2 separate regions of the Homo sapiens genome follow, and region 2 is linked to region 1. Evidence: read pairs that join two places in POLR2A ChIA-PET (ENCODE). Cell type or tissue: CD4-positive, alpha-beta T cell. All regions are shown on one strand. Links, peaks and the distances in the headings refer to the core of each region. The heading gives the core; the rest is flanking DNA. Region 1 holds the start of MGAT4A (alpha-1,3-mannosyl-glycoprotein 4-beta-N-acetylglucosaminyltransferase A). Region 2 overlaps CRACDL (CRACD like).

Evidence for each region. Peaks named below come from ENCODE experiments on the same cell type or tissue, not always from the same donor. Only the 100,000 strongest peaks of a DNase experiment are listed, where the experiment ranks them.
Region 2: POLR2A ChIA-PET joins it to region 1 with 44 read pairs; 12 of 35 experiments call an interaction of 5 or more read pairs at or near these places.

What each region holds. Positions count from the first base shown.
Region 1 is chr2:98,726,281-98,735,726 of GRCh38, reverse strand. MGAT4A (alpha-1,3-mannosyl-glycoprotein 4-beta-N-acetylglucosaminyltransferase A) reads left to right here and starts at 4,595. Exons shown (of 16, transcript NM_012214.3): 1 at 4,595-4,679; 2 at 9,160-9,446. The coding sequence starts at 9,395. It overlaps LOC107985922 (a long non-coding RNA gene), which reads right to left and starts at 4,446. Exons shown (of 2, transcript XR_007087150.1): 1 at 4,032-4,446. RefSeq lists silencers at 3,647-3,941, 4,048-4,237, 4,258-4,587. In CD4-positive, alpha-beta T cell, for the core only: no CTCF peak of the experiment used is centred there; DNase peaks (open chromatin) are centred at 1,356, 4,436, 4,756, 5,366 and 1 weaker place; H3K4me3 peaks cover 6,619 bases; H3K27ac peaks cover 5,921 bases.
Region 2 is chr2:98,817,187-98,826,632 of GRCh38, reverse strand. It overlaps CRACDL (CRACD like), which reads left to right. Exons shown (of 10, transcript NM_207362.3): 7 at 3,096-4,776. Among named protein-coding and RNA genes, the nearest start is that of LINC02611, 50 kb to the right of the region's middle. In CD4-positive, alpha-beta T cell, for the core only: CTCF peaks have their summits at 3,389 and 3,599; DNase peaks (open chromatin) are centred at 3,372 and 4,002; H3K4me3 peaks cover 506 bases; H3K27ac peaks cover 617 bases.

The DNA of each region.
Region 1 (9,446 bases), core at 720-8,719:
AGGTCGGGAGTTTGAAACCAGCCTGACCAACATGGAGAAACCCCATCTCTACTAAAAATACAAAATTAGCTGGACATGGTGGCACATGCCTGCAATCCCAACTATTTGGGAGGCTGAGGCAGGAGAATCACTTGAACCCGGGAGGCAGAGGTTGCGGTGAGCCAAGACTGCGCCATTGCACTCCAGCCTGGGCAACAGGAGCAAAACTCCATCTCAAAATAAAATAAAATAAGATAAAATAAAATAAAATAAAATAAAATAAAATAAAATAAAATAAAAATAAAATAAAAAGCCAGGGAGAACCTCCTGATGTGATTCCTCTAGCAGGCTTTACACTGGGTCGGGGAAAGAATCTCACTAGAGCTAGTAGCCAAGAAGCCAGAAAACACAATCTTTATAAATATTCATAAATAATGCAAGCTTGATTGTTAATGCATGGAGGGGGCTGGGGTAGAAAAGAAAACTAGAGATTATGTGCTTGAATTCTTAGAAGCTGACTGCTATAGGCATGGCCCCACCAACAGCCATTTACCATCAAAGAGATAAAAGGAAAAGATTCACTCCCTGTGTGTACTCTGCTTTTAGCTCAGATATCACTTCCAGGAAGGCTTCCTTGCCCCCAGATGGCTTAATCCTATCGGCTGTCCCAGAACTGTGCGTTTGTAGCATTGTACTATGGTTTAATTACTTACCCATTTCTTCTACTGTGAGCACTTTGTGGTTAGATAACAGCTGCCTCTGTAATCATAGGCACTCAGAAAAAGTTTGTGGAACAGCAAAAATGTGTGTGGAAAGGAAAACAGCCTCAACATAGAAGCTTTGTTGGGGACAGACTACAAAATAAATGGTAAAGTTCTGGCAGAACCTCTTGGGTACAATTCCACTGAGAAATAAAGGCAGAAACAGAAACTGTAGAAGTAGAGAATAAATAAAAAGGAAGTGATAGAGGAGGAGAATCATCATCAACAATATTAAAAAGAGAAAAAGATATGGAATGGGATTCAGTGGGGTTTGGATGGATTGTCTTTGATTATTAACAGATACTATGGACTTAGTTGGAAAATCCAGGATCATAAACTCTGCTAAGTTAACATGAATCATCAACCAATTATACCCTATACCTTGGAATAATATATTCTATGGCATTCCAGTTTCTTGGGACAACTCACTGAAATCCAGACTTTCCTGAGCTACAATGTATATGGTTTGAGATAAGTGTAACCCTATTTTCCAAAACCTGCCCTTCTGCTGCCAGTTGAAGCAGCAACGAAGTATCAAAAAAGCCTCCAAGTGAAAGCAGTTGTGTTTTTCCTGTACACTTTTTGTCTTCTGCTGTGCTTCCTCCACTACCCAGAGTGCAGGGGAAATTCCGCTTTTTATCTGAATAAGCCGGTGGAGTCTATAACTGAAGTTTGTCCTTCCCCCTATTCCTTTCTCCTCTGACATATGCCTCTGCTTATAGAATGTCTGTAAATGCTTTCATTTCCTTCCTTCACTAAGAGAAAAAACTGGAGAAGGTGAAGAGAAACATCTTTTTTTTTTTTTTGATGGAGTTTCACTCTTGTTGCCCAGGCTGGAGTGCAATGGCGCGATCTTGGCTCACTGTGACCTCTGCCTCCTGAGTTCAAGCGATTCTCCTGCCTCAGCCTCCCAAGTAGCTGGGATTATAGGCACGCACAACCATGCCCAGCTAATTTTTGTATTTTTAATAGAGACAGGGTTTCACACTGTTGGTCAGACTGGTCTTGAACTCCTGAACCTCAGGTGATCTGCCCGCCTCAGCCTCCCAAAGTGCTGGGATTACAGGAGTGAGCCACCACACCTGGCTTTTTTTTTTCTTTCTTTTGAGAGAGAGAGAGAGAGAGAGAGAGAGAGAGAGAGAGAGAGAGAGACAGGGTCTCACTCTGTCACCCAGGCTGTAGTGCAGTGGCATGATCATATTTCATTGCAGCCTGGAACTCCTGGGCTCAAATGATCCTCATGCCTCAGCCTTCCCAGTAGCTGGGACTACTGATGCATGCACACCAGGCTAATTTTTAATTTTTATTTTTTTAAAGACATGGGTCTCTCTCTGTTTCCCCGGCCGGTCTCGAACTCCTGGGCTCAAGCAATCCTCCTACCTCTGCCTCCCAAAGTGCTGGGATTATGGGCATGAGCCACTGTGCCCAGCTGGGAAATATATGTAAAAATATTCATCCACTCAACAAAATTTTGTAACTTGCTGAAGATGTGAGCAGAGAGATAGTCTGGAGGGGTGATGTAGGGGCTCTGGAATCAAACAGACCTGGATTTGAACTCTGATTCAAACATTTACTAATTGCCTAAATTACTGTTTGTATCTGTCAAATGTCTTAATTTCTCAGGGCCTCAGTTTCTTCGTGAATAAAATAGGGATAATAGCTCCTGTTCCATTTGGTCTTTTGGGTAATTCATGAAAATGGCTTGGGGGCATTCTCCATGATGTTATCAAATGGCAGGACTTTCTTCCTCTGCAAGAAGTAGTTTGCTTGTCTGTCATTAAGAGCACTGTAATAGCAAAGCCTAGAATCATCTATTCCTAGGAGATATTTTAGGCAGGATATATCCAACAATGTATTAAAAGCTTTACCTTGGAATGGTCTCAGTCTTTACCTCTGTTTACATCTGGTCATGAATCAAATTGCCAGCTTGCTACTTGGCAATGGCTTTGTCATAGAATACAGGAAACCTGGCTTTCAGGTCCCCAATGTATTCGTCCGTTTTCATGCTGCTGATAAAGACATACCCAAGACTGGGCAACGGACAAAAGAGGTTCAATGGAGTTACAGTTCCACATGGCAGGGGAGGCCTCACAATCATGGTGGAAGGCAAGGAGGAGCAAGTCACTTCTTACATGGATGGTGGCAGGCAAAGAGAGTTTGTGCAGCAAAACTCCCTTTTTTAAAACCATCAGATTTCGTGAGACTTATTCACTATCACGAGAACAGCATGGGAAAGACCCTCCCCCATGATTCAATTACCTCCCACCAGGTTCCTCCCACCACACAGGAATTGTGGGATTTACAATTCAAGATGATATTTGGGTGGGGACACAGCCAAACCGGAAGTAGAGAGAAAACACACTCAAAGTAGAGGGAAGAGCTGTCATTGGATATCATGGCTGTGATCCCCCAAGTTGTGTCCACAGTGCTGGGCAGTGGACAGATCTTTTGGTATGGTTCCCCTAAACTAGTAAGAGACTATGGGAGCAGGGATGTTACGTGTCTCTTCCTGAAGTTTTAAATTAGCCGTCATGGAGAAACCTCAACATGGGAAGGCTGATAACTCCATGCATGTTCTAGCTGATTATTAATTATTCTTATCTTGAGATAAAAATAATGGAATTTATCGGAGGTGGGGAGGGGACCCTGTTCTGATTGATGCCTCTTAAGAGTTTTCGATTATTGAAATTACTGTTTTCTGAAAAGAATCTACTTATTACTTTGGGAGTTTGGCAGGAACAAGGCTGCCTCCTTGATCTTTGGCCCCTCAATTCCCTTACAGGTTACTCGGTAGGATTGCTGTAAGGATTATTGCGGCAATAAAGTTAACACATCCCTTGTTTTTGAACCATTACCAGCTGTGTGACCTTGGGCAAGCCCTTTCACCTCTCAGCTAGTTTCCTCTTATGAAAAATGGGGAATAAATTTAAAACATGAGATATGCAATAAACGATCTAACACCCATGCCTGCTATACGGTTGCCTGCTATACAGTTAAGTATTCAAAAGAGGACGTACCCAGGGGTAGTTACTGTTAGCACAAGTCCTATGGATACTATGAAAAACAGGGACAGACCACCCAGGCTTTCTACAAACGAGTCAGTTTTTTGCCTTTGAAGTTAACCTCTAACCTTGTGAAACGGCGACAGATAAGGACATGGGGTTCAAGAAAACGGGGCATAGTGGAAAATCAGGGGCATTAGCACCCAACGATGTGCGTTGAAACCCTAGTTGTTTTTCTCCTTCCCAGTTGCTGAAATCAGCCCTTCTGGCCGATTCGCGGGGTTCTCACCGGGAAGTTGGGGCTGTCGCGACCGTCCGCGGGGCCTCGGGAGCTCCTGTGGGGCTGGGCCCGGGACCTGTCCCCGGGGAGGCCGCCCAGTTTGGGCGGCCCGGAGCGGGGCGCGCCGCTGGGAAGGGGCCGGGTCGAGGCAGGCAGGCGCCTGGGAGCTGGGGCAGCCCCGGGTGGTCGGGTCGCGCGCCGAGGCGCAGGCCGAGGGCTCGCCCGGGCCTTTGTTGGCCGCCGGAGCGGTCCCTGCACGCGCCGGGAGGATCTCAGCCAGATGTGGCAGCGGGGCGGCGGGGAGCAGGCCGGCGCCCAGAGCTGGGACCCGAGACCGCGGCTCCGCTCCGGACCTCGCCGTGACACCGATGAGCCGGGCCAGCCTCCCGAACGCTCCGCAGGCTGCGTGGCGGCGCCCCTAAGTGACAGTCGCGCGGGCCACTGGTGGGGCGCGGGGCGCGGGGCGCGGGGCCCGCGGGGCCGGCCAATGGCTGGCGGGGTCGGGGCGGCCCGGCGGGGCGGGGCGGGGCGGGCGCTCCAGCGGCGGGGGCGGAGCCGGCGGGGCGGGCGGGGCGGCCCGCAGCGGCGGCGGCAGCGGCGGCGGCGGCTACAGCAGCTCCGCCGGCAGCCGCGGGAGCACGGCGACGCCAGCGGCGGGTGAGGGGCTCGCGGCGGCAGCGGCGGCGCGCGGGGGCGGGAGGGGGCGCGGGGCGGCTGCGCGGAGGGCGCGGGAGTTGGGGGCGGCGCCGGCGGCCGGGCTGGCGGCCCCGGGCTGCGGGAGATCCACCTGCTGGTAAAGGAGCCTACTGCGCCGCGGCCCGGCCGGAGCTCTGTGCGGGGGAGCTGTTGGCGCCTCTGGGCGCGGGGCCGGCTCCGGGAGCGGCTGGGCCTCGGGGGCGGGCGGCGGGGCGCGGGCCGGGCCGTCCTCCCAGCGTCCCTGCCCCGCACCGCGCACCCCTCGGGGTCGCGCGCCCTCTCTGCGGCCGGCTCGGCGCCTGGTGCGTTCCTGGCGCTCCCCGGCGTGGCGGGGCTCGGCGACTTTGGGGGAAAGTGGAGCAAAGTGCTGATCCGGGGGGTGCGGAGGGGGAGGGACAGCTGCCTGTGGGACCCGGGGGCTGCGCGGGAGTCGGCGCTTTCGCGGGGGCCGCGGGGCAGGTGGGCGGGGCCGGACGGTCCGAGGCGCAGGGGCAGGGGCTGCTCCCGAGGGGACCGGCCGTGCAGCCTTCGCAGGGAATTTTCACACAAAGTGAAGGGCTGCGGGGCCCGCGTGAAAGAGCAGCCCCCGTTTCCCCAGGCCTCAGCTCTCTCCGTAATGAGGAAGCTGCAGTAGGACCCTGAGGCTGGGTCTCGGTGACTCCACCAAGTGTGCCAGGTGACATCTCGGAGGCGAGCTTTTCTGAGCTGGCAGTCGAGCCACTTGCACACCCGCCTTTATTCCTCGCAACAGTGTGTTTCTCTGGAGCGGTTTCATTGCCTACATTCCGCATTGGAAAATAGAAGCAGGCACAATGTATGCTTTGAATGCTTTCCACGTATTTTGCTGTTGTGCTTTTGCTGTTGGACAGATTATTTGATAAAAGATAATGACAGTCGTTCGTTGGAACGTAGACTGTAAATTTAGAATAAAAATATGCGTTTTGTGGTTTATGTTTCTTTTTCTGAATGTTTAAAAAACAGTTTGATGAACAGGTTATCTTGACATAGATTTCTTTAACCCACACGTGTAAACCCGAAAACGCACTGGGCGATGACATTACGTAAGCTGTATTAAAGAAAACTACTGACCCGTTTATAAATGGCAAATAAATGAATTTTGCCACAATTGTGGTGTGTAAAGTTATATAGGCTTACGTCATGGATTTTATTGATTCCAGATATCAGGGATTATTGTGCCTTTCATTCTTAAGTCACCTCTACCCTGTCTGTGGGATGCTGATTAAGGAAGATGCCAAACGTTCGGCAAAGTGTTCTCAGCCGTGGACTATATTGAGTATTTCAGAGAACACTTTAAAATAAGTAAAGGTTTTGTATCCAATAATAAAATGAAGACTGAAGCCCTTAAAGGATTGCTAACAAAACAGTCTGATGTCTAGAGTTGAAAGTTCCATTCACCTTTGGGAGGGTGGAGAAATGACTAGCAATTTTAGCCACTACCTTTTTTTGTTGTTGTTAAAGATTCAAACGTGTTAGATTATAGTCTCCGAGAATATTAAGGGGCTAGATTAAAATTTTTGCAAATGTGGACACTAATAAAAATGTGGGTCACCTGTGTCTTACAAGCCAGCCTGTGAATTATGTCTCATAATTGAAGAGTGAGTAGATCCTTGGTTTTACTCTTGTCCGAAGAGTTTCTTCACTTGTGCCGTGCAGTTAAACTTATTAGCTGGGAAACCCTAATTAAAAATGTATGACTACATTCTTACTGAGTAAAACACGCATATTTTTCTTGCAAAATTTCAGGGCTTATTTGCTAGTAGAATTTATTGTAAGTATCTTCAGAGTTTCATAACTTACTGGATCCAGTATTTTTTTTTTTTCATATATTAGGGGTAGTATATCAATAGTTTACTTTGGTTTTAGAGTTCATTTACTTGTCTCTATGCATTTCTACGGAATGTTTTTACAAGCTTTATTTGTATTTAGTAAAACTTTTAAAATATCCTTAACTATATGATGTGCGCTCTACCTCCCCGTTATTATGAATTGAGTGCTTACTCTAATAACCTGTATGCTTTTTAGATCTTTTACTAGAACAAAATTCTTTCTCAAGTAAAATAGGGCTAAGTAGATAGCAGCTGAAAGTTATAAGTATTTTAATATAATGCCACACCGGGATTAATGTTCCAAGTTATATAATTCATAGAATTATCACCCGTGTTTTTATAATCAGAATTCATTATTGGGTGCTTATTGATTTAAGACAATTAGAGCAGTCTTGCTATGAAGTTTTTTTTTTTTTTCAAACTGAGTCTCTGTCACCCAGGCTGGAGTGCAGTGGTGTGATCTCGGCTCACTGCAACCTCTGCCTCCCAGGTTCAAGTAATTCTCCTGCCTCAGCCTCCCGAGTAAGCTGGGATTACAGGCACCTGCCACCACTCCTGGCTAATTTTTGTATTTTTAATAGAGACAGGGTTTCGTCATGTTGGCCAGGCTGGCCTTGAACTCCTGACCTCGGGTAATCTGCCTGCCTCAGCCTCCCAAAGTGCTAGGATTACAGGCATGAGCCACCACACCTGGCCACTGTGAAGATTTTAATTCTAAACTGTAGACGTGGGCATGTTTGATGTTAACTTGTCTTAACTGTAGAAGGTGAATAAGTTCAATCTTAGAGAACAATGATAACTTCTGCATGAGAATATTTTTAGATCTCTTTGTGTTCAGGTAGTAAAAGAGGTTAGGTGCTTCTAGAATATTATGTGGAAGGTAGAGCTGCTGTCTGAGGGTTAACAGGCATAGTTTGGTGGAGGGTTGTGGTGAGGTATTAGCCAAAAGCTACAGGAAGTGGAGATTTGTTTAAAGTTGTATAAACATACACTTTGAAAATTTCCATGAATTTTGCAACTTACTCCTTAGTAGATCAGTGTGTGTTATATAATTTATTTTTTTAATTTACACTTACAGTTGGGTATAATTCTGCAGTTTTACCTGATACTTGGAGTATCCCTGGAACTTCTCTTCATATTGCCAGGTGCAGGAGGCCTCATTTGAGAGGGAAAGTGTAGCAGCTAAGAGCTTGGACTTTGGAGACAAACAAATTCGAGTTCTTTCTCTGGATTCATTTCCTTGTGTGTAGAACAGGGTTAATAATGCCTGCCTCATAGGAACGATTTTGTGAAGATTTAAACCATGTGGTGGATCAGGCACATAGGAAACATTTCATAAGTTGTAGTGGCTGTCATTATTAGTACTATGCCCCTGTGATCTTTCTTTACTAGGGGGAATTTCTAGTAGTGTTCAGTGTTAAGAAGCAGTGGTGGTGGCAATTTCTGAATTGCCTGCAAATGGCTGCTTGAATCGGTTGTGCTCTTCCCCAGAGAGAATTTTCCCTTGGAACTGCTGGCCATTTTTCGAGGTATATTAACTCCCCCACTACAGTGTCAGTATATTACCAGGTGCATCCTGTGGCACCTCCTGAGGCTACCAGGAATCTGTTCACATCTTGGAGGGCCTGGCGTGCCTCCAGGGATTGAGACTGACCATGCATAGAGTGGACTGGAACCAGTAGCTGGCTGGTTTTGTTGTTGTTCAATTAACCAAAAAAGTTTGGTTTTTAGTACAGTTGACATTTTTTGAGAACCTATTATATGCTGAATGCTGTGCTTAAGTACTTCTAAGACTTCATTTCTTTCCCTTTTCCCAACAGCTTTGTTCGATCAGTGGTGATTTCCCAGATTTCTTGATTTAAAGCAATGCAGAGTGATAGAGCCTAAGGTGTACAGTATCCTGGCTGGATTGCTGCATTTTCTAAATGCTTAAATAGTTCCAGTTTACACCCTGGGAGTGGGTTAGTCACTGGAAAAACGACATTTATTTTATGACAGTGATAAACAGCAGTTATAACTGTAACCTTTTAATAATTTATGACAATATGTGAAAGAGGACACAGGACAGATTGTTACCTCATTTTGTGAATGAAACCTTGAGACCTAGATAAGTGGCATGCCCCAAATCATGTAAGTAATGACAGAGCTGGGTCAAGGGTCCAGGTCTTTTGACCCTTATATATTGTATTCTGTCAATTTTCTTATTAAAAAAATTTCCTATTATTGTGCAATAGGAAAACTGGAGAGAGTGAAGATTATGTTACTCAGGAACCATTGTGTGATCATTAGAGTTCTCATCTTGGAATCTGTGAGCTCCACTTTTCCCTTTAAAATCAGTCACCATAACTTTCTTTTTACAGACAAAACAAAACCAATGAGGAGGGAATATAGTTTGAAGCTGTTTTGTATTTTTTTCCAGGAGGAGAAGGACCATATAATTCCAGTATGTTAAATGAGTAGTTTCGATGTAGGGATAATCTTTATAGATGCAATTTAGCCCTGCCAAAAGTCTGTTTATAATGATGAATAGTAAATGAAGAAACTTACATTTTGCATTACCGAATGAGCTTGACTTTCTCTTTTCCCCTGAATAGGAAGGGAAAAGGCCGAGGCATCAGCGTGTGAAGACCGCAAAGACGATCCCGAGTACAGTTGTGAACAGCATTGCTGCTAGGCTCCTCCTGCAGATCATCTGAAATGAACCTCTCTTATTGATTTTTATTGGCCTAGAGCCAGGAGTACTGCATTCAGTTGACTTTCAGGGTAAAAAGAAAACAGTCCTGGTTGTTGTCATCATAAACATATGGACCAGTGTGATGGTGAAATGAGATGAGGCTCCGCAATGGAACTGTAGCCACTGCTTTAGCATTTATCACTTCCT
Region 2 (9,446 bases), core at 670-8,669, 91 kb before region 1:
ACCTTCTTTCTCACTCAGCGTTCTGGCCACCTTTCTGCCTCTTGAGCTCAAGAGCTGCCTCTAGCCTCAGGCCTTGGTGCTGCTGTGTCCCAGCCTTGGGGCCTGAGAGTCCCCCAGAAAAACTCACCCTGCCCGTTCACTTCCTTCAGAACACTCGCCACATGCCAAAGTGACCTTTGTAAATGGATGTGCTCTTATTGCCAGTCTTCTTTGAGACCCTGTCCTGGCTGCATTTTCAGCCCTTAGAACATTTCTAGTCACAGAGTTGTTGAATGGATGAACCACTGAACAAACAAATGAGTGAATTAACAAATGAGTGAATGAAAGAAGCTGAAACACTAGCGTGGACAACTGTCTTGGATGAGGGCCTACTCAGTAGCATGGGGAGCATGCCTCGGAAAGACAGACCCCTCTTTGGGTGTGCTGCCTCAGGGTGTCGTTACCTCCTAGTCCTAGAAGCTGAGAAACTGGCTCATGGAATACTTTGGCTTCATTTACTGGCAGGTTCGAGGTTCACATAGGGTTGTTCCCTCTCCCCTACCTGACGGGCACTGTAACGCGTCCCCCCTGGAGTGGGGACCAGCCTGGCCACAGAGAATGACAGTGCTGATAAAGAGATGCTCACAGGCTAATGTCCTCTGTCCTTCCCTCATGACATGATTGTGGTGTGTTGGTGAAGTACCCAGGGCAAGCTGGGTGCCTCAGCTGGAGACAGTTGGGCTAGGGCCACTCAGGAGTTCAGCAACTCCCTGAAGAGAGTGAGTTTTCCTTTGGGCATATGGAAGGTGTTCTTTAAACTCATGCCAGCAGAGTAGACTTTTGAGGGGACTAATGCTGGAGGAAGAAGCAAAGGTGAGTTACCTTCAGGCTGATGTGCCAGCTAGGAACCAGGATACTTGTGCCTAGGTGTGTGTGTCCAGTGCATGCACAGTTAAAGGCTGTGTGCTGTGTCAGTGTGACAAGGTCCGGTCACTCAAGACCTGCCTGTACTCGTGCTGAATGAGACTACAGGGCCAGGGCCTGCTCCCTTCTGGCCCTCAAGTCTGTGATTTATGAATCCCACGGGGATGTCTTTGGCTCTGGCCAGGGCGTTTATAGCCAGCCACAACCTGGCCAGGACTTGGTGACAGAGCGAAGCGTGGTGTCTATTCCAGGTGGAAACACAGCCTCCCTTCTTGCTCCCATCTGGGCAGGGCTTATATCCTTCTTTCTTTACATTTGAACTTGACTTAGTTCTTGAATCCCACTTTGTAGAATAACAGAAAACCTGATGTAGCCAGCCTGGGCAAACAGGTAAACAGCCTTTCCTTGATTTCAACTCTGTCACATCCATGGTCTTTCCCTCTTTTCCCCTTCCCTGCTTGGTAAGGAGCGGGCATGGATATCTGAAGTTCTCAGAGGTGTCCATATTTTCCTCCATCCACTGTTGTGGAACCTATGATGCCGGGGGCCTCTGTCCTTCAGTGTCCATAGCACCCTTTGCCCGTTGGTCATGAGGTCCCTCTTCCCAACCATAAGGACCTTCCTTGTGGCCTGGCCCCTCTCAGGGATCAAGGTGCTTTCAGATGCTCCCTAAATGCTCCCAGGATGGGAAAGAACAGCCATGCTGCCCCCTCTGCTGCCTTGTGTGGGCTCTGTGACTGATAGTTTTAAAAGGTGACCTCCATCCTAAAGAGGTTTCAACATCAGCAGTTTCCTGTAGTAGCAGAAGGCCATCAACATGGCAAAGTAAAGAACCTGCAGCTTTTGAAAGTTCTTCTGTAGCTTTCTTTGTGCCTCTTCCTCTTTTTAAATCCAAAAGAATAGGATTGTGCATTTTGGCAAGAGTTTGCTTAGGTATTGTCACAAACATCCCAGGCATCCTATATTCTATTAGCAAGCAGATGCCATGAAAAATGTTAAAATAATAACAAACAGCAAGAAGAAAAACCTATTGCAAACATACCCTGTCACAGTTCCTGCTTTAGAAAAGGGGAAGGAGAGAGCAATAGCCTGGGTGACTCTTGGTGTCTAATATCACAAACTTTCTAAAAGATCAGTCTCTACACCATCAACCTTTTCGTCATTTCCACATGTTACTTTTGAATGATTCTTGGTTACCTGGAGCTCCTTTCCTTCCCGAGAGAGCAGGAACTGACTTTGTGACAATAGGAGGAAGTTGGACTGGAATCTGAATTCTAGAGGTCTTTCAGAAGAAGACTATCACAAGGCACTGTATGTTTGCCAAGCCAGTAGGGCTTCAGGAGGCCAGAGAAGGGGGGAATCTTAAACTGCATAGAGTGGGAGAGTTTGAAATAGTCCTTGGGGGCCCTGGTAGAGTATCTTGGAGGTTGGGGGCAGGGGGGTGGGGGAGAGTGGGGAGGTGACAGTCACTCAGACCAAGTGTCTGGCACAGTGTTGAGGGCTTGGTTTGACCTGAGTAGGGAGTGGAAGAAACGGCTTAAGACCAGAGAATCTAGGACTTTAAATTTAGCTGAAAATTTTGGTTTTATCCTATAAGCCATGGTTAGCTATTGGCATGATATGAGCCATCTTTTAGGAAAACCAGTCTGGCTTTACTATGAGGGTACATTCCTGAAGTGTTGACATGGGAGACTGGCTGGGAGGAACACAGAGCCATAGAGTCCCAGCTGTTCAGCTCGGCCACCTGCTTGCCCAGGCTTGAACAAGGTATTGGCCTCTCTGAGTTCCTGGCTCTCAAGTGCAAAAAGGGACTCATCATCCCTTCCTCACTGGGATGAATGGAAGATTAAATGAAATAACAAGTGTGGGAGCACAGAGCATAGCAGACACTGGCTGCTGTTGGTCGCCTTCCCTTGGCGTTACTCTAGTCCACTGGTTTTGAGGCTCTGCCAGAGGAGCTGTAGACATTTACTTTGGAGGCATATCTGCCATTGTCCTGATAAACTTGTGAGCCCAAGTAGACCAGTAGGATACAGACTGAGAAAAGACACCCGTGGGTACATGCCTACTTAAGTGCCAGCTTTATAGTGCTGCTATCACTAAACCATTATAAGCCTTGAAAAAAGTGGGGAGGTGACAGGCTTCCTGGAATTGGCTATAGCGACGATGCTTTTTATCTTTATTTCTCTCAGCGCGCTCAGTCTGAATCCCTGAGCGACCTGACGTGCACCCCAGAGGAGGAGGAAAACGAGGAGAAGCCACTTTTGGAAGTCAGCCCAGAAGAGCGCCCCAGCTCTGGGCAGCAGGACGTGGCGCCAGACAGAGGCCCTGAGCCTGGGCCACCGGCGCCCTTGCCGCCACCCGGAGGGGCCCGTGCCAGACGCGCCCGCCTGCAGCACTCCTCCGCGCTCACGGCCAGCGTGGAGGAGGGGGGCGTCCCCGGGGAGGACCCCTCAAGCCGCCCGGCCACCCCGGAGCTCGCCGAGCCCGAGTCGGCCCCCACTCTCCGCGTGGAGCCCCCGTCCCCGCCGGAGGGCCCCCCGAATCCCGGTCCCGACGGCGGAAAGCAGGATGGGGAGGCGCCCCCCGCAGGCCCGTGTGCCCCGGCCACGGACAAGGCGGAGGAGGTGGTCTGTGCTCCCGAAGACGTCGCGAGCCCGTTTCCCACCGCCATCCCTGAGGGGGACACGACTCCCCCCGAGACTGACCCCGCCGCCACCTCAGAGGCGCCCTCTGCTCGCGACGGGCCAGAACGCAGTGTCCCGAAGGAAGCGGAGCCGACGCCGCCCGTGCTCCCGGATGAGGAGAAGGGGCCCCCAGGGCCGGCGCCTGAGCCCGAGAGAGAAGCGGAGACGGAGCCCGAGAGAGGAGCGGGGACCGAGCCCGAGAGAATTGGGACCGAGCCCTCCACGGCGCCCGCCCCGAGCCCGCCGGCGCCCAAGAGCTGCCTGAAACACCGGCCCGCGGCCGCCAGCGAGGGCCCCGCCGCGTCCCCGCCGCTTGCCGCTGCGGAGTCTCCCCCGGTGGAGCCCGGCCCCGGTTCCCTCGACGCAGAGGCCGCCGCCCCGGAGCGCCCCAAGGCCGAGCGAGCCGAGGCGCCACCGGCGGGCGCCGAGAGGGCGGCGCCAGAGCGGAAGGCGGAGAGGGGCGGTGCCGAGCTGCGAGGCGCGAAGAAGTTCTCGGTGTCCTCGTGCCGAGCGCGGCCTCGTCCGGGCGTCTCCCGCCCGCTGGAACGGGCCAGCGGCCGCCTGCCCCTCGCGAGGAGCGGCCCGGTCTGGAGGAGCGAGGCGGCTCTTGACGACCTCCAGGGTCTCCCCGAGCCCCAGCACGCGAAACCTGGCCCTCGGAAGCTGGCGGAGCGCGGCCCTCAGGACTCGGGGGACAGGGCGGCCAGCCCGGCCGGGCCGCGCAAGAGCCCTCAGGAGGCGGCCGCCGCGCCCGGCACGAGAGAGCCCTGCCCAGCCGCCCAGGAGCCGGCCCCGAGTGAGGACAGAAACCCCTTCCCCGTCAAGCTCCGGTCCACCTCCCTCTCGCTCAAATACAGGGATGGCGCCTCTCAGGAGGTGAAGGGTGTGAAGAGGTACAGTGCCGAGGTCCGGTTAGAAAGGTCGCTGACCGTGCTCCCGAAGGAGGAGAAGTGTCCCCTCGGGACGGCCCCCGCCCTTCGAGGCACCAGGGCCCCCAGCGACCAAGGAAAGGGGAAGGCCCGGCCCCCCGAGCCGCTCAGCTCCAAGCCGCCCCTGCCCCGGAAGCCGCTTCTGCAGAGCTTCACGCTCCCGCACCAGCCCGCGCCCCCCGACGCCGGCCCGGGAGAGCGGGAACCCAGGAAGGAGCCCAGGACGGCGGAGAAAAGGCCGCTGCGCAGGGGAGCTGGTAAGAGCCCGCCGAGGGTGCGGGAAGGGCAGGGCCTGGGGAGATCCACATCCACGGGCACATCTTGCTGGACACTCGCCAAATGCTCCTGGTACAAACTTTGTTGCAGGGGAATTGGAAGGAGTCAGAATTCCCACTAACATCATGTCTGATCTAGAGCAAGCTTGTCCAACTCGCGGCCTGGGCCCGGGGCGGCTTTGAATGTGGCCCAACATGAATTCGTAAACTTTCTTAAAACATTGAGACTTTTTGCGAATTTTTTTTTAAGCTCATCAGCTGTCCTTAGTTTAGTGTATTTTATGTGTGGCCCAAGGCAATTCTTCCAGTGTGGCCCAGGGAAGCCAAAAGATTGGACACCCCTAATCTAGAGTAAGGAATAGGCCGACCTCGGTAGCTCATGCCTGTAATCCCAGCACTTTGGGAGGCCAAGGCCTGCTGATAAGCCCAGGAGTTCAACACCAACCTGGGCAACATAGTGAGACGTCGTTCTACAAACAATTTTAAAACTGGCCAGGCGTGGTAATGAGGGCCTGTAGTCCCAGCTACTTGCGAGGCTGAAATAGGATTGCTTGAGCCCAGGAGTTCAAGGCTGCAGTGAACTATGATGGTGCCATGCACTCCAGCCTGGGTGACAGAGTGAGACCCTGTCTGTTTTAAAAAGAGAGAGATAAAATAAGGAATAAAGAGTAGAAAAGGGAAAATAAATACCAGGATTTTGCATAAGTACAGAGAAGTCAGTGTGTAAACATGAGATAAAGAGAAACGTAAAAACTGATTTTGATAGGACTCTCAGCGAATCCCTCAAATTCTTCTCCCACTTTTGACCTAAGAAACTCAGCAAAGTCCAAATCCCAGGACATGTGTACTCATTTTGATGCAGGTTCTTTCAGGGCCTAAGCTATTTCTTGGCTATAAATGAAACATACTCCTCTATTAGGGTCCTTCTGACCTTTTCCTCCAAGAAAGAATTTCCTCCTGCTTCATAATCAGGTTCACGTGGCTCAGCTGCAACATGGAAAGTATTCCATATATTGGAATCACAAGTCTGTATAAAACGTAAGTCTCTCAAGAGGGTCAGCATTTACTTGCTGTCCTGAAAGGGAGATTGGGTTAACATTGAGGCAGAACGTAAGAATATTTGAAAGCAGCTGTCTTTTGAAATGAGCAGAGACAAAGTAGATGACCTTTCTCTGTCTTTGACATTTGTCACTTCTTATAGTGTTTCAGATGAAATGAGAAATCTGTTGAAAATGTGTATTTGCAGCAGAGCTAAAGAATCTTTCATTGCTGGGTTTTTTGTTGTTTTTGTTGTTGTTTGTTTTTGAGACTCCGTCTCACTCTGTTGCCCAGGCTGGAATGCAGTGGTACGATCTTGGCTCACTGCAACCTCCACCTGCCGGGTTCAAGTGATTCTCCTGCCTCAGCCTCCCAAGTAGCTGGGATTACAGGCACACACGATACTACACCCGGCTAATTTTTTTATATTTTTGGTAGAGACGAGGTTTCACCATGTTGGCCAGGCTGGTCTCGAGCTCCTGACCTCAAGTGATCTGCCCGCCTCAGCCTCCCAAAGTGCTGGGATTACAGACATGAGCCACCATGCCTGACCTGCTGGTTTTTTAAATTAATGGAAATCTGTGAACCAGAAAATGAAACTACACAAATAAGTTGTGTGTGCATGTGATGGGGGCCCTAGGGAGAAGTTTTCCATGACAAATTTTGTTTTTTAAAAATGTTTTGGCCCGGCGTGGTGGCTCACACTTGTAATCCCAGCACTTTGGGACGCCGAGGCAGGCGGATCACAAGGTCAGGAGTTCAAGACCAGCCTGGCCAACGTGGTGAAACCCCATCTCTACTAAAAATACAAAAATTAGCCAGGCATGGTGGCGCGCACCTCTAATCCCAGCTACTCAGGAGGCTGAGCCAGGAGAATCGCTTGAACCCAGGAGGCGGAGGTTGCAGTGAGCCGAGATCACGCCACTGCACTCCAGCCTGGGTGACAGAGCGAGACTCCATCTCAAAAAAAAAAAAAAAAAAAAAAGAATGTTTCAGGCTACTCAAGCAGTGTATTGTGGGACAGAGAGGAAATAGAACCCAGTAGCTTTCTTAGGGAATCCTGCACCCTAAGAGGAAGATGCATACATAGGAAGAAAATTAGCTCATACAAAACAATGTGAAAACAGTTCCAAAATAGTCTAATCTTTTCTGGCTCTTTTACAGTGCTTTAAATTCCTAACGTGACACACAAGGATTCACAGTTCCAAAGAGCCCACACATGTGGCCTTCCCAATCTGAAGGCCCCTTGGCACAGCCGTGATTTTGTGTTGCTGCTGCCACTGCAGTAGGATAATCAGTGCGGAATCTGGAGGAAGTTCAAACCATCACTGACGATCCACTCTGCAGATTTCCATTGAGGTTATTGAAGCTATTGTAGAGTGATTCAAAAAGCCATTGAAGTAGCAAGGGAGGAAGGAGTTGCTCTCTGTGCACATGAAACCCTGACCTTCATGGCCTAGAATTGAAAATGTCTCTCAAGAGCTTGCTAAATGAATGGAACTTAAAAACAGAATATCAAGCTCGTAGTCAGATCTGAAAAAGAAGCTTCAGAGGGCAATGCTTTGCCCATTATTTATATGTAAGTTTCTCAACCTAAGCCAGGCTTTCTTCACTATAAAATGCCTGGGATAATCTGTAAATACTTTGTGTATTTTTCTTTGATTTATAAAATGTAATAGAGTATTTTTTTTATTAACAGCTTTGCTTATATAGTAGAAGAGAATTGTCTCATCCATCTAAGTTTAATCACATTCACTAAAGCCATAGAAATGTCAGAGTTAGATGAATTTCAAAACGAAAGAAGAATCTAGGTTACTTTATGGGTATGGTTAATGATATTCATTTTAACACAGAGAGAGGGAAGGAATTACCCACATTCTATAGGGAAGCAACTCTGGGGGCAGGGGCAGTGGTATTGGAAGGACAGGTACCAGGACAGGCTGGGCCTGCTGCCTGATCCTACCTGGACCTTGAGGGGCTATCTCATGCTGACCAGAGCAGAATCTCAGGGTCTGCGCTGTCAGACCCCAGCAGTGAAGCTGCCCCCACACTTTCCCTAGATGCCAAATCTGTTTGTGCTTTCATTGATTATTATCACTTCTACTATTATCATTCTCATTGCTCCCAAATTACATTAGCTAGAAGCAATTCAGTTCACATAAAACATACAGATAATGAAAGTTTTAATAACAATATCACTCTGTTTCCAGAAAGACCTAATATTTGCTGTTGTGGTGGCAAATACCTTGCCCAGAGCTCCCAGATAGTCTGCCACCTCCCCCGTCCTCCCTCCAGGGCATGTACAGTAAAGTTGGATGATTGAAGTGTTCCAGATGACTCGGCTTTGGGCACTCAAACTGCTTTGTCCCCAGCACCTGGTTTATTCCTCCTCCTCTCTTCCACACCTTGTTTTCCTTCTTTGAAGGAATGGAGGGACGCTTCAGCAGAAGGAGTAGGAAAGGATGCAATGGTGGTTGGTTGTAATAAACAGGAGCCTGGGTTGCCAAAGGGGCTGAGCCTCACAGGGGCTGTGCTGGAGTGGTTACTGCAAGCTTAGTATGTGTCTGTGCTCCTCGAGGCAGAGGAGCCCTGTTTATAAGCCTGGTTCATAATTTGCTGATCTGTCGTAGGAAGTAAATGGCCCAGGGTTATCAGCCTTGTTCATTTGTGCAGAACATTATGCATCCTCCTGTTGGTTCAATCCATCCCAGAGTCTAAATTACAGGTCATAAAGCAGCTTCTGCACGCAGGATTAGAATGAGAACAAAGGAGTTAGAGAATATTGTGTGGAAAAATTGCAAAACACAGAAAGTATGTAGAAAAAAAAATCACTCCTAGGTCAGCTCTCCTTCTAGTCTGTCTTGTTTCTGGGTATGAGATTTATTTTTTTTACAAAGTCATGGTCACATGTTGGTGTTTTGGAAGGTAGTGCAAGAAACCACCCTTCTCACCTGGGGACCTCATTTGATAACCAGCATTGGCTAATCTGAGCTTGATTCCTCCAGACAGGGTTGGTGACAGAGTAACACACTCCAGTCTCTGACCCTCTGTTTCTAGACTCCAGTACTCACTCATTCATGCATTCTTTTTTTCAACAAATATTTAATGTCCTCCTGCCATGCAAGCTCTTTCTTGGCCCCAAAAGATGGGAAGAGCACAGGGGACTGACCCTCAGAGTTTATTGCACAGAGAAGGCAGGTGGTAGCTGGATGCTGGAGGAGTGTAGACAGCCATTTTCTGGCCACCTTGTCTTTGTATGTCACAGCCATTTTCTGAAGGAAATGAACTGAAAGAGACTGTCGTCCTTTTTTAATGACACAGTTCAGATATATTCAAATTCATTTGGGTTAGAATACAAGCTGTGGGGGGTTTTATTGGCATCATGCTAAAAATATATTCCTGTCTCTTGAATTTTTAAAATTTCATTTTATTGTGATATGAACACATAACATGAGATTGACCCTCTTAAATTTTAAAATGTACAATGCAGTATTGTTGTCTATAGGTACAGTGTTATAGAGCAGATCTCTAGAACGTACTCTTCTTAACATAACTGAAACTTTATAAACATTGATGAATAGCCCCCAATTTCCCTCTCCCCCGCCCAGCTCCTC